2 separate regions of the Homo sapiens genome follow, and region 1 is linked to region 2. A link is a loop called in an ENCODE intact Hi-C map of the cell type or tissue named here. Cell type or tissue: Caco-2. All regions are shown on one strand. Each heading gives the region's core, and the rest is flanking DNA. Links, peaks and the distances in the headings are about the cores only. Region 1 has its middle 150 kb from the start of BMP7-AS1. Region 2 holds the start of LOC105372683 (a long non-coding RNA gene).

Region 1 (12,500 bases), core at 1,580-9,579, 87 kb before region 2:
CACTGGACCCTACCTCCAACACTAGGGATCACAATTCAACATGAGATTTAGAGGGGACAACATCCAAGCCACATCAGCTTGTGTCTTCCCTGTTAACTCTTCCTTCCTGCTAATGATACTGTAATCAACAGAGCCCTGAGCCACTGGCTAGAGGAGGTCTGGTTGTGATTTATTCCAGTTTGGCCTCATCTGTAATCAGAACCACCCTAAACAGGAAACAAAGGGATGTCTCCATCCCTGGGACCCCAGGAACCCCGGCAGGGCCTCCAGGAGGTTCTGCCAAGGGTACGACCCGTGTGGGCTGCAGCCCTGATGTTATTCCTTCCCTGAAAGTGCAGCCCTAAGGAGATTGTCACGGAAGGTGCACTTGTGATCAGCAGCCTGAAATTGAGGTTTCCTCACCCAGGGACAGAGCCATGTTCCCAAACACCTGGAAAAGATGAGTCCAGATCGCTTCTCCCAGCCAGCAAAGTCAGAAAACTGACTGCAGCTTTTCATTTCTCCACTGGTCTTTGTTGTGCAGACAGAACTTAACAAGGAGAAAGGGTTTGGGAGGATCTGCGTGTCTGCTCAGTTTTCTGTCTTTTATTTATTCCTTTGGTGGGTTCATGACATGGGAACTGCTAGAATATGCCCATTGTAGGAAAATTAGCAGATGCAGGCAGACCAACAGAAAATTGTTTTAAAACCTCTACTGTGACTCATCCGCAGAGCATCACAGTTGATAGACTGGTATAGAATGGGTGTTTCTTTTTTGAAAAATGAAATACATGCTTACATTCTGCTTGGTGACCTGCTTTTTGAACGTGATGATCTTCATCGGCGCTCTCAACATTGGAAAGCATGGTGTAGTAGCTATCTGTTTTGTGGGACTGTTTCGCTCTGTTTGTTCATTAGCCAGGCCAGCTCCATCCTCCCTTCCGACAGGACTGCTCTGATTTTCCTTTGAGAATCTTTGCTCACAGCGTGCAGCCTTGGTCCCCCTGTCTCTCTCTCTGTCTCTTTCTCTCTCTTCTCTCTGTCTGTCTCTCTCTCCCTTTCTTTCCCTCTCCTCTCTTCCTTTTGTTGAGACAGATAACTTTCTGACGCCTTCCCTTCACCCCCCACCCGACGTTTTTCTGTAATTACCAGGATTCCAGACTCTGGGACATAACAAAGCCCGAGGTAAACCACAAGCATTTGACACGGCCTCAGTCTCAGTTTGCAGAGGGCCTGTTTGACAGCTTCGAGAGCCACATGAAGAAGCTTCTCAGTTCTGAGCAGGGCTACCCTTCTGGGCTGCTCAGTGACAGATAATATTTTCTAAGACTTTAATTAAATCCAAACCCCTGATACAAAGGGGTGGCCCTCCATGGTCACTCAACAGCCCAGGGGCCATCTGGGGCATGGTGGGAGCCAGGGTCCCTGGGGAGTCTGAGAGCCGCTGAGGCTGAGGGCTGTCCTCAGCTGGATGTGGCGATTCCACAGCTGAGGAATCTTGAGCTTAGAAAATCCAAATCATTGATGATGGGCAAGCAAACATGATCAGCCTTTGCCCTGGAGGGAGACATCAACTTTGTAAACAACGGCAAACAAATCTGGCTGCTGCCCCAGAGGGAGACACTTTTCTGTCTACTAAGTTGTTTTCTTGTAAAGACAGTATAGAAGAAAAGCTGTCAGTGCCTCTGCTCACAAGATGTGCAGAAATGGGAGACACCATAGAGAATTTTCTCTCAATGTGAATGAAACAGGAAGAGGAGAAGTGTCAAGAAAGATGTTTCTTTGATGTTGTCAGAGTGTGAGGCTGAGATGCTAGGAAGCTCTAATCCAGCTATTCACTCATCATCCTGTAGCCTCTTCCCTTGTGTTCGGTATCTCCCGTGGCAAAACCTAGCCTCATGGCTCCTGTGGCACAGTGGCTGGCTGACGTAGCAGTCAGGATGTGCTTGGCAGCAAGACACAGAAGAACCATCTCCAATGGCTCCAATAATAAGGAATTTGTTACCTCACCAACATGAAGCCCGAAAAGGAGTCAGTGGCTCAAGGACGGGCAGATTTGGAGGTTCAGTGGTGCTACTAAGACCACAACTTTCAGCCCTGCCATACTCCCCAAATTGTCCTCATCCTCAGGCTTTGCTTGTGGTTGCAAGGTGGCTGCCAGAGCTCCACACATAATATCTTCATACCAACACAGAAGGAGGGAGAGCAGTGTCTTCTTCATGAGCCCGCTTAAGAGTGGTAAGAAAAAACTTCCCCAAAGCTCCCAGCTTCCAGATGTTCTGTCAACTCTTATTGGCTAACATTGTGTCACATCCTCTTTACCTAAGCCAATCACTAGCAAGAAATGGAATTACTATGACCACCTTGGACCAATCAAGTTTCACTGTTGAACTGAGCCACCCCCGAAGCCCATGGATTCCAGATAACTGAACCAAAATAGGATAAAGACAGGTAAGTGACAGGGCTTCAGATACAGCAAAAATATGTAAATAAAAATGTTGTGGACCAGGCCTGGTGACTCTTGCCTATAATCCCAACACTTTCGGAAGCCAAGGTGGGAGGATCCCTTAAGCCCAGGAGTTTGAGACCAGCCTGGGCAACATAAGGAGACCTCGTCTATACAAATCATTTTTTAAAATTAGCCGGGCGAGGCAGTGCACACCTTTGGTCCCAGCTACTCAGGAGGCTGAGGTGGGAGAATTGCTTGACTCGGGGCAGTCAAGGCTGCCGCAGATGTAATCACGCCACTGCACTCCAGCTTGAGCAACAGAGCAAAGCCCCATCCCCGCCTTCCCCCTAGAAAACTAAAACAAAAACCCAAAAATGTTGTAGACGCCCAGTTAAATCTGAATTCAGATAAATAACAAATACTTTTTGGCATACGTCCCATGCAGTTTTGGGGGCAGGGGTGAAGGCCTAATTGAGCCGATTTGCCTGCTGCTGCTAGGAGGAAGCCTAGTAGTGGGGTGAGGCGGTATACTTATACTAAAACTTATTCACTGTTAAGCTAGAATTTGAATTTAACTGGGCATATTGTATTCTTTCTGGCAGCCCTAATAGCCAGTCAACACTGTCTGCTAGAGTTGGATCATCCCAGCAGCTGTGTGGTGGGAAGTTTTTGTCTGATTAGAAGAAAGCAAATCTATTTGGCTGAAATGGAATTCTTGGTAATGATCTCTCCCTGATACCCACACTGCTCCTCATGCCCCGAGCAGATCTCAGCACAGATGCTGCTGCTGTTCATTACGTTTTGCTACTGTTCATCATGTTTCCAGTTGGAAAACAGAGTCAGTTTTCCCCTTAATACCCTTCCCCCAATTCAACCCATCAGTTTTAATTCTCTCAGTCCTATTTCCAAGATACATCCTGACTTTATTCCCTCTCTCCCTGTCCACTCTCATCACCCCAAGCCAGTGATCTTCAACCAGGGTCCATTTTGATGCCCAAGGAACATTTGACAATGTCTGCAGAGAGTTCTGGCTGTCACAGCTCAGGGGGAGGGGACCCACTGGTGTTTGGTGAGGAGAAGCCAGGGATGCAGCTCAACATCCTACATTGCACAGGACGGCCCCACAGTGAAGACTTACCTGGCTCAAATTTCAGTAGTGCCCAGTGGAGAAACCCTAGTCTAGGCCAAGCGTCTTCCACCTTGGCTGAACAGCTGCCACGTGCCCCCTTGGTCTGCCAGCTGCCACTGGCTCTTTATTGCCCTAAATGTCCCCTCACCTTATGATTCCCCAATTAAATGGTTTCAGTGACCCCTCTCTACTCTTCTTTGTAAACAAAACCCACATTCCCCCATGGCCTACCTGCTGCCAGCCTCCCACATGCACCTTCACCCGGCCGCTTTTGCTTTGTTCTTTAAATAATGGCTTCCTCTTCCTGCCAGTCCCAGCTCCCATGTCATCTCCTTCAAAAAGGCTTCTTGGGCCTCTGCTACCTGCTGCCACCTGCCACACTTTACCCATTTTATAGCCTCCATGTGACACAGACAAGAGACAGGGAAATACTGGGTGGAAGAGGGCAGCTCCCTGGCAGAGGCCCCGCCCCAAAGCCTGGAAACCTGCAACCCTAAATGGGAACAGGCACTCCTGTTTTCATGCCCAAATGTTGCCTTTTGGCCTGCCATGGCCCCCTATCCTGTACCCATATAAACCCCAAACCCAGGTTCCACGAGCAGATGAGCAGAAGAATGGAGTGGTGGAGGAGGAGAGAAGAGAAGGAGCGTCTGAACGTCTGCTGGGGACAGTCAGAGAGATCGGCCCAGGGACAGCCAAACTCCAGGGAAAGATCATCTTCCCACGCCATTCCCTTTCCAGGTCCCCATCTGTCCTGCTGAGAGCCACCTCCAGCACCAAATAAAATCCCTGCATTCACCATCCTTCAAGTCCATGTGTGACCTGATTCTTCCTGAATGCTGGACAAGGACCTGTGTACCAAGACTGAGCTGGTTAACACTTAAGCCCTCCATGGATGGCAAGGCTAAAAGAGCACACTGTAACACACGCCTACTTGGGCTTCGGGAGTCACAGGATCCCACCTCCTGGATGCTGTTGTGGGGCTGGAGCCCAGGGGTGCTCACCCTATCTCCTGCACCTGCCTGTCTGCGTGCTCTCCCTCCTGTAAGGGGTTTGAGCACACACATGAGCCGTACCCTTGTTGCACATCCTGCAAGGGGGTTCAGGGAACTCTCCTGTTTCACATAGATATCCTTGTCAGATTCCCAATCTTTTCAATGATCTTATTTATAGGCTTTCCTATTGGTGAACATTTTCCCTGTGGCCCCTCCAGAAGCAAAGCTTTCTGAGGCAGGCACACTCTGGATCCTGCCCTCAGCGATACTGCACATGGTGTGTCCTCGGAAACCGGCACCGATAAGTGTCCAAGACATATTTATTGACTAACTGAAAGACACACGTTTACATAAATCCACCAGTGAAAATCAGGGTTGGGTACAGAATTTGCAGGGCCCAGTACAGAATGAAAAGGCGGAGTTCCTTGTCCAAAAATTATGAAGAATTTCAAGAGAGCATTAAACCCAGGGCAGGATGCTTCTAAGTGTGGGGCCCTGGACACATGCCCGTGAAGCCATCCCTGACTACGATATTACAACCACGGCCAAAGAATAATTTCTTAACTAAAAGTTCTTACTTCACTCAGTGCCCCCCAAACTCAAGTCCCAGCAGGGGTTCATTGGTAGGAATCCAGCTAAGAAAAATGTGGACAATGGAAGTAGTTTTTTTCTCAAGGCTAAACTGATGTCTCAGGGCTCAGTCTTAACTATTCTGCAACTGCTTTCCTTTTCTATTTTTGCTGGGAAAGTGTCTTCTCTTTTGAGAAGTGATGGTGATGCTGGATGTAATTACAGAGTACAAGGTTTGAGACTCTCACCCCCAGTGTTTTGGGTGCTTGCTTTGTATGTTGCCCTACTCTGTGGACTCCGGCATCTGAGAAGCGTCCTTTGAAGAGTTTAGTGGGATGGCTCCTATGTCCGTTCCCTTTCAGCAAAGAATCTGAGAGCATCATGGCCAGCAGAGGGGGCCGCAGGAATGCCGAATCCCCCTGGCAGGTCCCACATGTGGAGCTGCTCTCCCATCTCTCAGCTACCAGGGACGTACTTTATTAGGAGGAGAATCAGAATTCTATGAAACTCACCTGATGACCCTCCCTTTGGCATTTTGTATTTGCACGGTCTTCTTGGGCTAAAGCCTTTTTGGCTGAAATCCATGGTTCTGAGCCCTGGCTGCGTGTCAGCCTCACCTGGTGCGTTTTAAAAACATAATGTCCTGAGCTCGCCTCCCAGCATTTCTGATTCAGTTAGTCGGGGATGGGGCCTGGGCATCGGAGTTTGTAATGTCACTTCCCATCCCTGCTCTTTAATTCCAATTCTAATGAGTTGAGAACGCCAGCCAAACAGAATCTCTATCCGAAACTGGTGGTCTCATGGGAAAGGGAGTGAGTGCTTCTTTTTGGGGCCTGGGACAACTGTCTTCATTGCCTTCTTAGAGAAGGACAGTTTCAGCAAAGCACCAACAGGGCATGCCACAGGTTTGGGCAGGAAGCCTTGGGTGGTGCCCTGCCTCATGCTTGGTGGCACCTGAGCAGCTGTCCCTGACCTCTGCCTGGTCAGGAGCTTGTCCCGGTTTTCCTGTCTTGCCTGCGTCATGAGCAGGCCCACCCCTGGAAATGTGGCAGCTAGGTGTCTGGGCCCAGTGGGCTCTGGGTTGCAGCTGCTCCTTGCAGCCAGTGCATTGAGAGAACAGGCTGAGGTGCTGCCTTCTCCCTGAGCCGCCTCCTCCAAACCCTCGTGTAGCTCTGTCCCCAGCTGAAATATGATGACATTTACAGACTGCCTGTGAACGTGTTTCCTAATAGTAACCTTTTCAACAAAAAGAATAATTCAAAGTTTATGCAAAAGGCAATAGAAACCCCAAATGACTCAAAAGGTATTTTGGGAGTGGTTCCTCCCGCTGATCAAATGAGTAATCCTTCTAAGAGAGTACAAGCAATTTAATAAGAAAACTGTCTCCACGGTGAAGTTGCTTGAACCTGGGAGGTGGAGATTGCAGTGAGCTGACTTTGTGTCACTACACTTCAGCCTGAGCGACAGAGTGAGACTCTGTCTCAAATAATAATAATAATAATAATAATAATAATAATAATAACTCGTTCTCTGTCAGCAACCGCAGAGGCAAATCTCAAGACTTCACAGCCCTGCTCACCCGCACCCCACCCACTTCCCCATTGCCTCTGTCCTGAGATGGTTCCTTTCTAATATTCTGAAAAAGAGTTTGTGTCTCCCAGCATTACATTTATACAGGCATACCTTCTTTATTGCAATTTGCTTTATTGCATTTTTTACAGATTGAAGGTTTTGTGGCAACTCTGCCTCCAGCAAGGTTCATGGTGCCATTTTTCCAACAGCAGGTGCTCACCTGGTGTCTCTGTGTTGCATTTTGGCAGTTCTCACAATAGAGCTAATCATTTCATTATTATTATATTTGTTATCGTGATCTGTGGTCAGTGATCTTTGATGTTACTATTGCAGTGTTTTGGGGCACCACGAACTGTGCCCGTATAAGACAGTGAACTTAATTGATAAATGTGTGTGCCCTAACTGCTCCACTGGCCATTCCCCCATCTCCTCCCTCTCCTCATGCCTCCCTATTCCCTGAGATGCAACAATGTTAAATTGGGCCAATTAAGAAACCTACATTGGCCTCCAAGTGTTCAAGTGAAAGGAAGAGTCGCATGTCTCTCACTTTATTATTTATTTATGTATTTTTTGAAACAGGGTCTCTCTCTGTGGTCCAGGCTGGAGTGCAGTGGTGCAATTATGGCTTACTGCAGCCTGGAACTCCTGGCCTCAAATGATCCTCCCACCTCAGCCTCCTGAGTAGCTGGGGCTACAGGCAAGCACCACCATGCCCGGCTAATTTTTTAAAAAAATCTTTTTTTTAGTAGAGATGAAATCTCACTAGGTTGCCCAGGCTGGTCTTGAACTCCCGGGCTCAAGCAATTCTCATACCTCAGCCTCCCAAAGTTTTCTCAATTTAAATCAAGAGCTAGAAATGATTAAGCTTAGTGAGAAAGGCATGTCAAAAGCTGAGACAGGTCAAACGCTAAGCCTCTTGTGGTAAACAGTTAGCCAAGTTGTAAATGTAAAGGAAAAGTTCTCGAAGGAAATGAACTTTTCCGTGAACACATGTATAAAAAGAAAGTGAAACAGCCTTATTGCTGATATGGAGAAAGTTTGAGTAGTCTGGGTAGAAGATCAACCATACATAACATTCTGTTAAGCCCAAGGATTGCTAATTCAGAGCAAGACTCTAGCTCTCTTCAATTCTGTGAAGGTTGACAGAGGTGAGGAAGCTGCAGAGGAAAAGTTGGAAGCTAGCAGAGGTTGGTTTATGAGGTTTAAGGAAAGAAGCCATTTCTGTAACATAAAAGTGTAAGGTAAAGGAGCAAGTGCTGATGGAGAGGCAGCAGCAAGTTCTCCAGAAGATCCAGCTAAGATCACTGGGGAAGGTGGCCACACTAAAAAACAGATTTTCAATGCAGATGGAACAGCATTCCATTGGAAGATGCCATCTAGAACTTTCATAGCTAGAAAGGAGAACTCAATTCCTGTGTTCCAAGCTTCAAAGGACAGGCTGACTCTCTTTTTAGGGGCTAATGCAGCTGTTGATTTTGCACTGAAGACAATGCTTATTTACCGTTCTGAAAATCATATGGCCCTTAAGAATTATGCTAAATCTATTCTGCCTGTGCTCTAGCAATGGAACAACAAAGCCTGGATGACCATACCTCTGTTTACAGCTTGGTTTACTGAATATTTCCAGGCCACTGTTGAAACCAATTGCAGGGAAAAAAGGTTTTTTTCACAATATTTGTTCATTCGCAGTGCACCCGGTCACCCAAGTGCTCTGATGGAGACGCACAAGGAGATAAATGATGTTTTCATGCCTGCTAACACAACATCCATTCTGCAGCCCATGGATCAAGGAGTAATTTTGATTTTCAAGTCGTCTTGTTTAAAAAACACATTTCATAAGGCTATACCTGCCATGTATGGTGATTCCTTGGATGGATCTTGGCAAAGTAAATTGAAAACCTTTTAGAAAGGAATCACCACTTTAGATGTCATTAAGAACATTTATGATTGATGGGAGGTCAAAATATCCACATTAACAAGAGTTTGGAAGAAGCTGATCACAGTCCTCATGGGTGACTCTGAGGGGTTCAAGATTTCAGCAGAGGAAGCAATTGCAGATATGATGGAAATAGCAAGAGAACTGGAATTAGGAGTGGAGCCTGAAGATGCGACCAAATTGCCGCAATCTCATGATGAAATTTGAACAGCTGAGGAGTTGCTTCTTATAGATAAGCAAAAAAAAAAAAAAGGGGGGGGGATTTTTTGAGGCTGGGTGAGATAGCTCATGCCTGTAATCCCAGCATTTTGGGAGGCTGAGGTGTGTGGATCGCCTGAGGTCAGGAGTTCAAGACCAGCCTGGACAAAGTGGTGAAACCCCATCTCTAATAAAAATACGAAAATTAGCGGGGTGTGGTGGTGCACGCCTGTAATCCCAGCTACTCGGAGGCTGAGGCAGGAGAATCACTTGAACTTGGGAGGTGAGGGTTGCAGTGAGTGGAGATTGCTCCAGTGTACACTGTACTCCAGCCTAGGTGACAGAGCGAGATTCTGTCTTTAAAAAAAAAAAAAAAAAGGTGGTTTCTTGATATAGAATCTACTCCTGGTGAAGATGCTGCAAACATTGTGGAAATGACAACAAAAGATTGAGGATAGTGGATCAACTCATTTGATAATGCAGCAGCAGGGTTAGAGAAGATTGACTCCAATTTTGAAAGAAGTTCTATGTGGATAAAATGCTATCCAACAGCACTGCATGCTACAGAGAAATATTTTGTGAAAGGAAGGGTCAATCAATGTGGCCAACTTTGTCGTTGTCTTGAGGAAATTGCCACAGTGGCCCCAACCTTCAGCAACTGCCACCCTGATCAGTCGGCAGCCACCAATATTGAGGCAAGACTCTTCACCAGCAAAAAGATTGTCTGGAAGCTCAGACCATTGTTAGCATTTTTTAGCAGTAAAGTAGTTTAAAATTGGCCCGGCAGGGTGGCTCGCGCCTATAATCCCATCACTTTGGGAGGCCAAGGCCGGTGGATCACTTGAGGTCAGGAGGTCAAGACTGGCCTGGCCAACTTGGTGAAACCCTGTCTCTACTAAAAATACAAAAAAACGGGTTGGGCGCAGTAGTGGGTGCCTGTTACTTGGGAGGCTGAGGCAGGAGAATCGCTTGAACCTGGGAAACAGAAGTTGCAGTGAGCTGAGATTGCGCCACTGCACTCCAGTCTGGGTGATAGAGTGAGACTCGGTCTCAATAATAATAACAATAATAATTTTAAAAACAAATTAATTAAATTAAGGTATGTACATTGTCTTTTTAGACATAATGCTATTACACACTTAGACTATAGCCTGGTGTGAATATAACTTTTTATGCGCTGGGAAACCAAAAATTGCTCATGACTCACTTTAGTGCCATATTCACTTTATAGCTGTGGTCTGGAGCCAAACTCACAGTATCTCCAAGGTGTGCCTATACTTTAAACAGCCAGGAGAGAATCCACAACTACAGACACACCAGAGTGCAGAGGACTTGAGTCATCCTTTCTTCCCACAAGACAAAAGAGCAGATGGACCGTCAGACCCGCTCATTGACCGTGCACCTGGTCACCCAAGAGCTGTTTGGAAAGAGGTGGCTGGGAGAGGTCAAACCCCATGTCTCTCTTTTTAAAAATCCTCACATCTTTGACTCCTACGCAGGGGATCCTACTCTAATCCAGAGATTTTTTCAAATGCCACAAGCAGAAACGTGTCGTGTAACACTGTTGACCCTAAGAAGGAAGAGAAACAGTGAATAAGGAATTAAGAAAAACCAGGACAAAGTAAATGTGTCTGTCCAAGCACTGTGACCTTGACATAGACCCCAGATTCAGATCAGGGCTCCAGCCCTTGCCTTTTGCTTTTTGGGTACATCAGTTTCCTCTCAGGAGTCTTTGTTCCCTTAAAAGAGTAAGAGCAGTAAGTGCCCCCAGAAGGTTGCTGTGAGGTTTAAATGAAATGAACTGCTTTGGGATATCAAATCCAGGCAAAAAAAAAAAAAAAAAAAATTAACTGCGGAGTCCCATGTCCAGGGTCTGGTATGCAGCCTGGCTCCATAAATACCAGTTACTACTGAGTAATAAACATGGAAACCACAATATATTTAAATCAATCAAATGAAGCCTGGTTTATCCTGAGTCTCCACGTAGTAAAAATTGGTTCCAATATAATTTAGCCCACATCAGAAGTCAGATTTGAAATAAGTATTACGGGGAAACTACAAATTACATTTTTAAAGATTGGTCTATAATTATAGGCTTAATTAATTACACAAGGGATTTGTTCTTGAAAAGGTGTGTAAAATGTGTCCCATTTTGCACCAGAGAGATGGCCCATTGGAAGGAACCCTGTCATTCCTACAGATCTGTGAACCTTGGAGTTTCCACACCTTAGGTTTTTATTAAAAGGAAGGCCACCTGCTGTTAGTTGGACATTCAAGATATACTGTTTAAAAACAAAAAACCAAAAACAAAGAAGTACGTGTTCTCTGGATGAAGAAAGTTAACCCAAACAGAAGAGGGTGGATTTAGAATTACAAGTTTATGCCTTCATGTTCCCTCTCCCAGGTATAAACATCAGTTCAGGTCTTGGTGTGAACTCTTCCAGACTTTCTTCTACACGTGTACAAATATCTGCAACCAGTAGATCTGTTTTTTTGACTTGCAATTATCCTCTATATTCCATGCTGCAACCTGCTTTCTTCACTGACCAATATATCCCACCTGTTCAGCACCCATTCTCGCGAATGCCTGCTGAGCATTCAGTAAGAAGAGTGTTACGTTTTAAGAAATTTCAGTTCTGCTTTATAGCTTTCCGGTCTCAAAAATTGGTGAACAAAGGTAAGCAAGACAGGACAGTCTAACATAAAGGTCTGCTGCCCCCGAGTTCCCCAATCCCCCTCTGCAGAGGGCCTGCTGTTTACGGGTGTGTGTGGCCCTGCACTCTGCGTACACGAGCACATGATTACCCATCTCCAGTTCTGTTTTGTTTCTAAACCCACTTGGGATTATGCTACATAGACTTCCTTGCACCTTGTGCCAAGAACAAGAGGAAAATTCAGCCCAAGTGGGAATGATCTTAAACAAAAGCAACTTTAAAAAATAAATACCTCTAAAGTGAGATTCTCCCATGAGGGTACTGACTGTTTATTTTCGGTTGGGTGTAAAACTCTTGCCCCGTGGCTGCTGGTGGTTTTCTGTAGGTTGGACCGATTCTAAGTCTTTCCTGAGAAGGGTGGTGTTCAGCCTTCCCTGAGAAGACACCAGCACTCTCTAACCCCTTTGCAGGCAGTTACAGGTTTTCCTTCCCCATCCCTGGAAATGAGGCTGTCTGTGGAAAGCAATGGTGGAGATTGAAGGGCGAACCCATCCCAGTTCTGAGACAGGAGAATCGCTTGAACCTGGGAGGCGGAGGTTGCAGTGAGCCGATTTCGCACCACTGCACTCCAGCCTGGGTGACAGAGCGAGACTCTGTCTCAAAAAAAAAAAAAAAAAAATTGTCTCACAGCCTGGGAACCCCCTCAGTCCCAGGCAAACGAGGACGGTTGGTCACGATGGGTAGAGAACCGCCCGCAATTGGTTCTTGGGAGTTCTGCCAATGCCCAGAAGGTTAGGTCAGCTACTGGAATGCTCTCCCTGGAAGGCGGGCGTCGGGGCAGACAGTGGACCTCTGTTGGGGGCGCATTCCCTAGCCTTGTTTGTTGAGCTGCCTTGATGCTGGCGGGAAGCTGTGTCCACACAGCAGGCAGCAGGGTTATCCCGAACACTCTTTGTGCTCACAACAGACTGGGTTGTGTTTGCGACTGGCATTCAGCTGGTGACGAAATGGCAAGCCG
Region 2 (12,500 bases), core at 2,897-10,896:
ACTCCCGGGTTTGTGTATCATTAGCTTGGTCATTAGCTTCAAAGACTCCGAGCCTAGATTGTGGCTCAGTCCTATGGTCTGTCACTTCACACACAAACTCTTCCCTAAGCCTGGCCTGTGGACACTGAGCCGGAGGCTGGGATTCTTCAGTCTACACAGGTCGGCCAGGTCTTTGTCTTTACTGGCCCAAATCTTTGGAGGCCAGAGGGGATCGGGTTGGGTCACAGGTAGGTTCAATACATCTACTGAACGCACAAATGGAAATAGCTTAATCCTGCTGGGTGAAATGTTGTTCTTCATGGTGTGTGTAGTTTAACAGTGTGTCTCTGTACACTTCTCAAGTTTACATCTTATAGCCACAGGCTTGGAGATTGCATCTCTCACCGCTGGCTCCCTCAACACCCAAAGCACAATCCTGCCTCCAGCCTTTTGTATGTGCTCTTTGCTGCTAAGAAGGCTCCCCCGCCCAATTGTCTGCATTCAGGTCCTAGCTCAGTGTCACCTCCTCAGACTTTCCCTGCCCCTCCTATTTAAAGGAGACCCCCATCACTTCCCATTCCTTTCCTATTTTTCTTCTTCCTAGCATTCATCTCTCCCTGACACTATGTTACCTATTCATGGTTTATCATCTGCCTCTCTCACGACAGCACAAGCTTCACTCAGATGGGAAGTGTTTCGTTCTCTGCGGTTTCCCCACTGCGGAGGACAGTGCCTGGCACATACACACAGGCTGATTATCAATCACCAGAGATGTTTGCCATCAGAAGGGTTTTGGAGTTTGGGTGTTTTTCAGATTTTGGATATTTATAATATACTTACCAGTTGAGCATGCGTAATCCCCAAATCTGAGATCCCGGCCAGGTGCAGTGGCTTATGCCTGTAATCTCAGCGCTTTGAGAGGCTGAGGTGGGAGAGTCACTCGAGGCCGGAAGTTTGAGACAGCCTGGGCAATACAGTAGGACCCTGTCTCTAGTTTAAAAAATGAAATTAAACACACACACACACACACGCACACACACAAACTCTGAAATCCCAAATGCTCCAAAGAGTGTTTCCTTTGAGCATGGTGTCAACACTCAAAAAGTTTTGAGCTTTGGAGCATTTCAGATTTTCAGATTAAGAATGCTTCACCTGTAGCAGGTACTTAATGTATCTGTTGAATGGGTGAATGCAGGAGTGAGTGAATCATAACTTGCAGTCATGTCCTCAGTAATAATCGATATCCCTTTTGTGGGCCTCCTGCTTGCTACAGGCAGCTGCACTTCTTCATTCTTTGCTTATTGTCTACAGTTGCTTCTGCACTCTGTGGGCAGAGTTGAGCCATTTCCACCCTATGCTCCCCCAAGCCTGAAAGATTTACTATCTGGCCCTTTACAGAAAATATTTGCAGACATGTCTTAAAATGTGCATAGAGATGGCTGGGCACGGTGGCTCACGTCTGTAATTCCAGCACTTTGGGAGGCCGAGGTGGGCGGATCACGAGGTCAGGAGATGGAGACCATCCTGGCTCACACAGTGAAACCCCATCTCTACTAAAAATACGAAAAATTAGCTGGGCATGGTGGCATGCACCTGTAATCCCAGCTACTTGGGAGGCTGAGGCAGGAGAATTGCTTGAACCCAGGAGATGGAGGTTGCAGTGAGCCGAGATCGCGCCACTGCACTCCAGCCTGCGCGACAGAGCCGGACTCCATCTCAAAACAAACAAACAAACACAAACAAAAATGTGCATAGAGTCAAATCTGGCTCCTGCTTAAAATGATTTGATAGATTCCCATTGCTCCTAGGATCAAGAATAAAATCTTTAGCATGGTCCCAATGCTCTGGACAGCCCAACTGTCCAGCCACACTGCCTTCAGTCCTTCTGTCACACCAAATTTCCTCCTGCCCCCGGGCCCTTGCACAACTGTGTGCACTGCCTCAACCACTCAGCCCTCCCTCCCACCTCTGTCTTGCTACCTCCTGCTGATGCATCTGATCTGACCTCCACAGTCACCGTTCGACAGACACCCTCCCTGGCTCCCCTGAGAGATCAAAGAGACCACACCACCCTGCAGCTCACCTTCAAAGATTGAGTTTTAGGCCCCTTTTTTAGATTATTTAACATCCTTCTCCCCACGCGCCCCACAAGGGAGGGCCATGCTGCTTATATCCCAAGGCCCAGCACAGAACCTGGCACAGAAGAGACCTCCTCAGTGTTCATTTGTGGAAGTGATCACGCTCACACATGGGTAGAGGACTGCCACTTTACACAGGGTCTTGTTCTGTCCCCCAGGCTGGAGTGGCCTCACAGCTCACTGCAGCCTCCAACTCCTGAGCTGAAGGGATCCTGGGATCCTCCCGCTTCAGCCTTCCAAGTAGCTGGAACTACAGGCATACACCACACGCCTGGCTAAAGTATATCTTTTTGTGTTTTGTAGAGATGGAGCCCCACTATGTTACCCAGGCTGATCTCTTACTCCTCAGCTGAAGTGCTCCTCACACCTTGGCCTCCCAAAGTGCTGGGATTACAGGCGCGAGCCACTGCGCCCAGCCTGGGACTCTGTTCTACACTCAGTCATGAGGGGAGATAACAGCTTGGCAAAGTCCCCGGTGGAAATCTCTGGATCCTTATGGTGTGGAATAGTATCAAACACACAGCAGGTGCTCACGGCAGGTGGCATCCTGTGCCCGTGCACTGACCCTGATATGGCGACGTGGTCCCTGCCTGGGAGAGCTCACAACCTGGTGAGACGGACACGTGGGTTACCCAAGCAACGCAGCATTCGCGTTTCACTGTTCTATCATGTGTTTTGCTGTTTTGTATTGTTTTTGTGTAATCTCATAGGTCAGAAGTCGGGACTCCATGGCCGCTCAAGGTTTAGGGTAACTAAAGGATCCAGATGGAGCTGGATCACAGCTTTCCCACTGTCCAAAGATGGGTGTTCAAGGTGGTGGACATTTGGGATTTGAGATGGCCTGAGTGAACTTCCCACGGCTTCCCCGCAAGGCTGGAATTCTGGGCACAGGGAAGTCACAGCAGATCTGTGGGTCTCTTGGTGGCTGAGGAGCCATAGCCTTGACCTCCTTTTGCCTCAGTTTCCACATTGGGAGAGAATGGGGGGTGCTGTTGAGATGCATAATTATGACTCGTTTGCAGTGAGCCTGGGGCTGCTGGGATGAAAGTCTTCATGTGTGTCGTATATTTTATTGTTATAATCACAGCAGACTCTGGAGAAAATTCAAAGAGATCTTTTATAACCCAAATTATAGAAGTTTCTTCATTCAGGAGGGAATATCCCAGAGTAATTAGTGAGGAAACTGGGAATAGCCCTGCCAAGAGCCTCTCAGTCGTTTTCCCCAGAGGGAGTAGAACTTTCTGAGGAAAGCTGTTTTCCCCATTGGAAACAAGAGCCGGACTCCACACAGGACAACTCGGTGACCTCACCAGGATGGGTCGCTGGTCTGTAGAGCAGAGGGAGGGAGGAGCTGCAAAGCCAGAGGGGGTGCACTTGGACCCTGTGAGGGATCTGGATAACATGACCTTCGTTGTTCCTGGGATGTGGGAGGTCATCCAGAGGACTGAGCTGGGCATTTCCTAAGGGGTGACATTTCCTCCAAGGATTAGACCAACTCCAGTGGCAGTAAGGGGTTTTCAGAGAGGGACAGAGGGGCTCCCACTAGTGGCAGGGTGATGATGGGAATGGGTACCTTTTCACTTGAGTTGAACCCACCTTGTGACGGAGCAGTGTCCCCTGACCTCATCCCAGGCCTGGTTAGTAAAGAAGGCTGCCAGCCTCTCTGCCCCACTTCAGATAGGAATGCATTGAGCTGCAAGTAAAAGAAAAATCACTGCTTCTTACATGATGGGAACTTGGACCTAGGTGGCTGCAGGGAATTCAGCAGTTCAATAGTGCTAGTGCCACAGGTTCCCTTGGTCTTTCATTCATGGCTGGGAGATGGCTGAAGCTACCTCAGGCATCACCCTTGAGCTCTTGGTAGGAGGAAAAAGGAACAGATGGTGCCAGCTGCACCTGCGCTTCCCCAAGAACTGCCTTGGGGCCTTTGTACAAGCTGTTCCCCCACCAGAGCATGCTCTTCCCTTTTTGTGATGCTGTCATCTCCCACCAATCTTGACCTTTCCATTCCCAAAGGGTCCCCTGTCATTCTCCTTCAGGAGAACTTTCAACCGCTGGGATGAATTATTTGTACAAATATTCCTTTAATCTCTGTCTCCCCCACCGGACTGTAAGGCAGGCCGACAGGCACAGGGGCTCGGCTCACTCTAGTGAGCTCTGGGTCCAGCACTGTGCCCAGCACACAAAAGGGGCACAATGGGTGATTTCCATGACAAAGGCCTGGGTAGTCCAGAATCTCTGGGCTGTAGGCCTCAGTTTCCCTGCTTACCCCTGGTGGGGATCTGGTCACTGGATAATCACTCCTGTGAAGACACAGGAGCCCCACAGTGTCCACACACCTGTCATGGGGGACGGAATGAGCTGGGGTCTGGGGCTCCACATGTCGCTCAGGAAGTGCTGGGTTCCTGCCCTCTGGGGGCTGGCATTTGCCTCCCACTTCAGGGAGGAAAATGATGGAGGCTGATCATGCAGGGCAATGCCCCAGAACAGGACTTTACGGCACCCCAGAGAATGCACAGTCCAGCCAGCCGATGGCCGAGAAAACCGTGGCCATTTCCCTCCTTTTACAGGATAGTGATCAAGACCCAGTTAGGGGAAGGGGCTGAACATGCCAGGCCCTTCCTCTCCTGGATGCTGGCCACTTTCCCACACTCGTGCAACAAAGACGTGCTGGGCTCTGCTGTGTGCCAGGCCCTGGCTTGGTGCTGGGGATACACTCATGTGGGAGGCGGGTCCCAGTCACACGGTGCTCACAGGCTGGTGGGACAAAAACAGGCTACAAAGAACAAGGAGAGCAGAGACACACACTAGGCCAACCCGCCCGGGGGGATGCCAGTCTCTGGAGCCCAAGCTAGGCCAGAAGAGCAGACTTGTCTGCCCCTCCGTGCTCCTCCCTTATCTGACCCCCATGCTCCTCCCACATCTGACCTCCTCCTGTTCCTCCCCTATCTGATTCCCAAGTTCCTCCTCCATCTGACCTCCTCTGTTCTTACCCCATCTGACCCTCCATGCTTCTCCCCGATCTGAGCCTCCATACTCCTCCTCCATCTGACCTCCTCCTGTTCCTCTCCCATCTGACCCTCCATGCTCCTCCCTCATCTGAGCCTCCATGCTCTCCCCCATCTGACCTCCTCCTGTTCCTTCCCCATCTGATGCCCATGTTCCTCCCTCATCTGACCTCTGTTCCTCCCCATCTGACCCTCTATGCTCCTTCTCCATCTGACTTCCTCCCGTTCCTCCCCTATCTGATCTCCTGTTCCTCCCTCATCTGACCCCCACATTCCTCCCCATCTGTGTCTCCATATTCCTCCTCCATCTGAACCTTCATGTTCCTCTTCCATTTAACCTCCTCCTGTTCCTTCCCCATCTGACCCCTCATTTTCCATCTCCAACTGGTCCCCATGTTCCCCCCATCTGACCCTCATGCTCCTTCCCTGTGGGATCTTTAACATGCTCACCCAGCTGGGTGTGGTGGCTGATGCCTGTAATCCCAGCACTTTGGGAGGCCGAGGCAGGCAGATCATGAGGTCAAGAGATCAAGATGATCCTGGCCAATGTGGTGAAACCCCGTCTCTACTAAAAATACAAAAATTAGCTGAGCGTGGTGGCAGGCGCCTATAGTCCCAGCTACTTGGGAGGCTGAGGCAGGAGAATCACTTGAACCTGGGAGGTGGAGGTTGCAGTGAGCCAAGGTCACGCCACTGCACTGCAGCCTGGTGACAGAGAGAGACTCCATCTCAAAAATAAATAAATACATAAAAAACATGCTCACCCAGGCATCATCTGGTCCCGTGGATGTGGGACCTAGAAGAACATTTCTTGCAAACACTTTCTGACTTTAGTTCAAGACTTGAGAAGAAAATTCATGTCTTAAGTCATAGGGAAGAGTCTTCAGATATTTTCTATCCTTCACTCCCCAAAACCCACTCTTCAGACGAAGCGTGGGAGGAAACTCGGAGTGCAGAGGAGTCTCAGCCTTTGGAAATGGGGAGTGGGGAAGACAAGCGCTTTGGAGTCTTCTAGAAGTCAGCATCCACACACATTTTCTCACCGACAGAGATCTGGCATGGGACAGCTTCTAGGTTGTTGTGAAACCTCCACAGGCGCCTGTTTTTCCTGTTGGGCTCATTTGCATGGAGAAAGACACAGGTGCGGGAGGTTTTGAAACTGGGCGAAGGAGCGCAGAACCCACACAAAGCCAAGCCCAGCTTCCACTGGCAGCCAAGGATCCCTGCTGGCGGTGTGGGGCTTCCTGCCGCTGTCCTGACTTTCACGGCTTGAGAGTCACCCCTGGAGACTGTGTTAGTTATTGGAGTTATTGCCCCTTCTGAAATCATAGATGCTTTTATAACCTCTTCCACAGAGGACAGTCTGTCAGCAACATCTTGGGTTGTGCAACTGGTGGCAATGCTATTGTTGCCCCGAAGGGACTGCATGAATCTCGTTAAGTGAAGAGGGTATCGCAAAATCTTCATCTCCGCCCAGCGGCATTGTCTTGCCCTGCCCCGTTTACCCCGATTTATCCTTTGGTCTTCAGTGCGCCTATTATTCACATTGAATGACGTTCACAGGAATCTGAATCCTTGCCCTGGACGTGCCTGTCCATTTAAGCCAGAAGGGGGCAGCGTTTTCCTGCCAAGTGAAAGGCTTTAAAAGCTAGAGAATTGGGGTGGAGGTGGCAGTGGGGAGCTGTTCCGGGGCAGCAAAGTCTGTGTTGGTTGTCCACACCACAGTAGTGTGTTGAAATGGCTTTGCTAACCCTGCATGACAGGTCTCCAAGAAGGTCGGAGGGCCCAGAGGGAATAACTGCAAAATCTACTCTCTCCATTCCTTCAACACACATCTGCAAATCAGAGTAGGAAAGCCAGGTGCCCCTTCTGTTCAAAAAGAAAAAAATCCTTCAAAGCAAATGATAATGAATGTGAGATGGGGCGCGTTGAGATGGGGCGCGTTGAGATGGCTGAGAAATTCATCTGTGATTTTACTTTCTAATGCACATAGAGGCTCAGCAGCGTGCTGGAGATGGTAGTAGAGACCTGGCTTTGAAAGCAAATTCTGCAAAGGTGTGTGCTGGGCGAGGCCATCCCTCAGAGCTTCCGTTTCTGCATCTGCAAGTGGGGATAACAAGAAAAGCAGCACTTCCAGAGTTGGATGGGAAATGAAAGCTCTGGCTCATGGGAGGCGCTAAGTGACTACCGTGCGTGCGTGCACTCGAGAGGTTAGATTTGTGGGTTTTAATTTTCATTCCTCGGCATAGAACACTTTTTTTCAGGGTGCAATCATACCCAGAACCACACAACACTGGCAATATGGATGGGAGACGTGGAGATTTTACATAATCTACTTAGCTTATCCTACAAATAAAAACACTGAGCTTATTTTGCAAATAAATGCAGCTTTAAGACGGATGCCCAGGCCTCCCCCTAGGTATGTCTACAACGTGTCTCCTAGTTAAGGATCCTGGCGCTGTCCCTGCTGAAATCTCAAGGACATGGAAACTGAGGCCACAAAAGGTGGAAGGAGGCTTTTCCATCCCGGGGGCAGTCCTGAGAAATCTCCAAGGACACCTGGGATCTGGTCGGGTTTGAAAGTCACTGGCTTTTGATCCTTGGAGAGAAAAGGAGGGAAAACACTGAGCTTCAGGGCCAAGGCCATTCTGCCCACTGAGCTTTGGGACTTCAGATTCCAGAGCCCTATCACTCACCCAGAGGCCTCGGGAGGTCCAAGTCATGCTGAGTTCTCAGGATCCAGCCCTGTGGCCTTGGCAGAAATGAGATCAAGTCTCTCATCCTCATCTGACTCAAGGGGATAGAGTCTGATTTCCAAGTACGGCTTCTCCTTTGGATGCGCCTGAGAGTTTGCCCAAGTCCCATTAGTCACTAACAAACCAAGAAAAGCCCAAAATGGAGGGGGGAAGCAAATTGAAGGCACCACGTTGGCACCTGTGCCCCCACCCCCACGCCTATCTCCCGTTTTCTGTTTAGCGGAGCATTTGCCAGGAGCCAGTTTCCATGGGACCCTCCTCACCAGCCAGTAAGGAAGACAGTGCTGAGACTGCAGGGGAAGCCATGTAACTTGCCCAGGGTCACACCCGGGAGGGGATGCAGGTGGCAGGTATGGTGTCATCTGGCACTGTTCTTTCCCTCAGCCTATGGGTGGGGGGTCCTGGGTGACACCTCGCCTGGCACTGAAAGTCCCACTTAGAAGTCTGTTTGAGGGTGCCTGCTAGGCCTGCCTTCTGCAGAGGCTGGAAAAAGCAGTCCCAGATCTGAAGTGGGGAAAGGAGCAACTGGAAGATTCCAAAATGAGCCCCTGTCATTTGCTTGGAAGGCAGGACAATTGTTTTCTGCATTTGAAAGGCCAGCTCCCTGGAGTCTGCCTTCACTGCAAAGGGAGCAGACTCAGACTCACCCCGGGCCCCTCTGCCTTCTGGGGCCCCAAATGGCGAGTGGGACCCTGTGCTGCCAGCCTGGGGCAGAGGGAAAGTGCCTGGAAGGCACTCCGCTCCCCAGATGGAGTCTGAAGTGCTCCAGCGGCCAGCTGAAGGTGGGAGACGCCAGGTTTTGCTTTAAAAACAGATCCAGGACAGGTACAGTGGCTCATGCCTATAATCCCAGTATGTTGGGAGGCCAAGGCAGGCAGATCTCCTGAGGTCAGGAGTTCAAGACCAGCCTGGCCAACATGGTGAAACCCCATCTCTGAAAAAATTAGCCAGGTATGGTGTCACGTGCCTATAATCTCAGCTACTCGGGAGGCTGAGGTGGGAGAATAGCTTGAACCTGGGAGGCGAAGGTTGCAGTAAGCTGAGATCGTACTACTGCACTTCAGCCTGGGTGACAGAGCAAGACTCCGTTTCAAAAAACAAACAAACAAACAAACAAACAAACAAAACAGACCCAGGACAGTGGAGCAGATGGATCTGCATTTGGATTCTGCCTTCACTACTTAACTGTGCACCTCTGGGCAAATAAGAGGGCCTCGGCATGTGTCACCTACTCCACAGTGGGCCTGTCTCTGGGCTGACACCTGACCATGCCTGTAATTCACCTAGCGCAGATCACGAATAAGCATCAGCATGAATATTCTCACTCCTGCCGTGCCTGGTTGGTAAAGCCACAACCATAAATCATTATCGAGTGTTCTTTGAGGATTGGGGCTGCTCAGTGATGCTGGCATTCCCACAAACCTTTAAAATCAGAAGGGTTTACCTTGGAGGTGAGAGTTTGGACCTCTTGTTTCTGTGCACTGTCTTGAGAGCAACCCGAAATTCAGTTACTCCCTCAGCCTTCTTCAACAGGTGGATGCAGAGCCCTCAGCAAACTCAAACCTATTTTCTAAAGCCTTGGGAGAATTGGCCAGAAAGCCCAGCTGAACCCTTGGGAGAGCTTTGAAAAGAAAGCAAATGCTTCATTTCTTTACCATTATTAGTATTATTATTCCCATTTTGTCCCCAGTAGAGAAGAGGAGGGTCCTGGACTGGCTCCAGGAGGACAGTGTCTGAGTGGCCCAGAGAAGTGGGGTGTGGGTGACAGACTTGAGGCCCAGCAATCTTCTCATCATTTTATTTCTTACCAGTGGCAAGATGGCTTCATTGCTGTTAGAACAAGAGCCTCCCCTCTCTGCCCTTTTAAGCCCAGGGAAACACTTGCCAATATAGAGACAGAGTAAACAGGGATTAGGACTCCTCCATCTAAAATCCCCAGAAAAGTCTTGGGTCTGAAACAGCTCCTGTCCTCCTGCCCCATGACAGCAGCAAATGGGCGATGAAGGGTTAAATCGCTCTGGATGGTTTTGGTTTTGCCACTTTCCATGACAGGCCCCTATCTATGGGCCTGATCAGACAAAGTGCACCTTTGGACACAGGGCACCTCCAGGAAATGTAGTTAGGAGCTTTCTGAATGGAGATGAGAATACACATGTGAGGTACCGGCTGCTTCGATGTAGTAGAGAATTGGGACCCCAGGATGGTGAGGGGCTTTGAGGTTAGGGACATCTGCATTCTAGTCCTGGATGGCCATGGCAGGTGACTGACCATCCCTGAGACTTCCATCCATCAAAAGAGGATAACATCTCCTTGGAATTGTACCCCTGGAACCTAAAGCCCTGTGAGGGCAGGCGGCTTGTCTGTCTTCCTCCCTCCTTGTTCCATCCCCAGGGACTTCGAACTGAGCCTAGCACACAGTAGGCACGTAATAAGCAATAAATGCCATCTATTGAAGAGTGGTTCTATCTGCTTTGCAAGGTGGTTATGATCCGCTGGGATAAAACCTTTCCAATGTCAGGTACTGAACAGGAAGCTCCTGTGGGCTGTTCCTTTCATTTTAAGTCCCCTTTCATGTAACTTCTTTGATCCAGCAAAGCATTGACAATTTCAGATGAGATGGCATCTACCAGAGAGCCTTGGGGTGAGCTGCAAAATGCTCTTGATAAATGTTTATAAACTCTGAAGTGCTTTGTCTAAATACTTCTACCCTCCAAAGAACTGAGCAGAGAATGTTCTGTTTTCATATACGTTACATCATTTCATCTTCACAACCCTATGGGATGGCAAGTGAATAGTGATTTTTAGAGATCCTGAATTATTTTATGTAGGCACCATTTTTCTGGACACTTTAGCATAACCTCCTCTTCTCCGATGTGGCCTCCCACACTTCTTCTGTGAGGGTTTTCCAGTGGCAAGAATAGAATAGCTAGGCTGGGCACTGTGGCTCACACCTGTAATCCCAGCACTTTGGGAGGCTGAGGTGGGCAGAATCGCTTGAGCCCAGGAGTTCAAGACCTGCCTGAGCAACATGGTGAAACCTCGTCTCTACAAAGATACAAAAGTTAGCCGGGCGTGGTGACACATACTTTCAGTCCCAGCTACTCAGGATGCTCAGGTGGGAGGATCACTTGAGCCCAGGGAGGTTGAGGCTGCAGTGAGCTGTGATCATGCCACTGCACTCCAGCCTGGGCCATGGGAGTGAGACCCTGTCTTAAGAAAAAAAAAAAAAAAAAAGACTAGCACAGCTGGGTGGGATGACCTGAAAACTAATTCAGCTGTTGAGCTGATGCCGTACATCCATTTATCCAACCTTTAAAGCAGAAGGGACTCATAACCACATAACCAGCATCATGTTTTAAATAGATAATAGATCAAGGGGAAGGGGAAATAAGGTTTAAAAAAAAGAAAATGCCAAGGCTGGGGAGAAAATGTGTAAAATCTGTGCTGTAAAGAAGAGGAAAGGAAGCCCAAATGGCCAGTAAATTCCATATAGAAAAATGAAATAAATTCATGGCATCAGGAATTTAAGAATGCAAAGGAAAACACTGGCAAAGATTTAAAAAACAAAACCAAAATAACCCCTGAGCTGCTGAGGAGGTGAGCGGGGTCCTTCCGACACTGCGGAGGGGTGGCAATGGCTGCAGCCGTTCAGGGGCACCTGGGAATGTGCATCTGAAGCTTGAAACAAATACATCCCCAGGCCAGACATGGTGGCTCACGCCTGTAATCCCAGCACTTTAGGAGGCTGAGGCGGGCAGATCTCTTGAGCCCAGGGAATGCAAGACCAGCCTAGGAAGATCCTGTCTCTACAAAAAAAAAAAAATTTTTTTAATTAGCTGGGCATGGTGGTGCACACCTGTGGTCCTAGCTACTCGAGAGGCTGAGGTGGGAGGATGGCTTCAGCCCAGGAGGTGGAGGCTGCAGTGAGCTATGATTGCACCACTACACTCCAGCCTGGGTAGCAGAGCGAGACCTTGTCTCAAAAAAAAAAAAAAAAAAGAAAGAAATACACACTTCTTATCCTAAGGAAATGATTGATCAGAAAAGCAGGCAGAAATACAGGTTTAAGAATATTTTCAGGTATTACAATAGCAGAAAAATAGGATACAACATAAATATCCAATCAGAGAACCCTAGAGACTTGGAAAATGTTAAAAAGTCATGCCGTAGGCCGGGCGCAGTGGCTCACGCCTGTAATCCCAGCACTTTGGGAGGCCAAGGCAGACGGATCCACCTGAGGTCGGGGGTTCAAGACCAAACTGACCAACATGGAAAAACCCCGTCTCTACTGAAAATACAAAATTAGCCAGGTGTGGTGGCGCATGCCTGTAATCCAAGCTACTTGGGAGGCTGAGGCAGGAGAATCGCTTGAACCTGGGAGGCGGAGGTTGAGGTGAGCCAAGATCGCGCCATTGCACTCCAGCCTGGGCAACAAGAGCAAAACTCAGTCTCAAAAATAAATAAATAAATAAGTCATGGCTTAAATGTAATCCCCTAAAAAGTAGATAGAAGCAGATAGACAGATAGTTTGGAAACAGCCATAACCAAAATATTTATGTGGGTGATTTTTATTTTTGCTTAGTATGGTTTTTTTTTTCTCAAATTTTCCATATGAACAG

Evidence for each region. Hi-C counts contacts between places; a loop is a spot of excess contacts. Peaks named below come from ENCODE experiments on the same cell type or tissue, not always from the same donor. Only the 100,000 strongest peaks of a DNase experiment are listed, where the experiment ranks them.
Region 1: a loop joins it to region 2, with 6 times the contacts of the local background. A loop is called at or near these places in 2 of 110 quality-filtered maps.

Annotation. Positions count from the first base shown.
Region 1 is chr20:57,054,506-57,067,005 of GRCh38, reverse strand. No RefSeq gene overlaps it. Among named protein-coding and RNA genes, the nearest start is that of BMP7-AS1, 150 kb to the left of the region's middle. RefSeq lists an enhancer at 1,410-1,911. In Caco-2, for the core only: a CTCF peak has its summit at 5,541 (motif pointing right); DNase peaks (open chromatin) are centred at 5,515 and 6,145.
Region 2 is chr20:56,968,812-56,981,311 of GRCh38, reverse strand. LOC105372683 (a long non-coding RNA gene) reads right to left here and starts at 6,677. Exons shown (of 4, transcript XR_936898.3): 1 at 5,890-6,677; 2 at 3,714-3,810. In Caco-2, for the core only: CTCF peaks have their summits at 3,694 (motif pointing left), 6,528 and 6,727 (motif pointing right); a DNase peak (open chromatin) is centred at 6,721; H3K27me3 peaks cover 154 bases.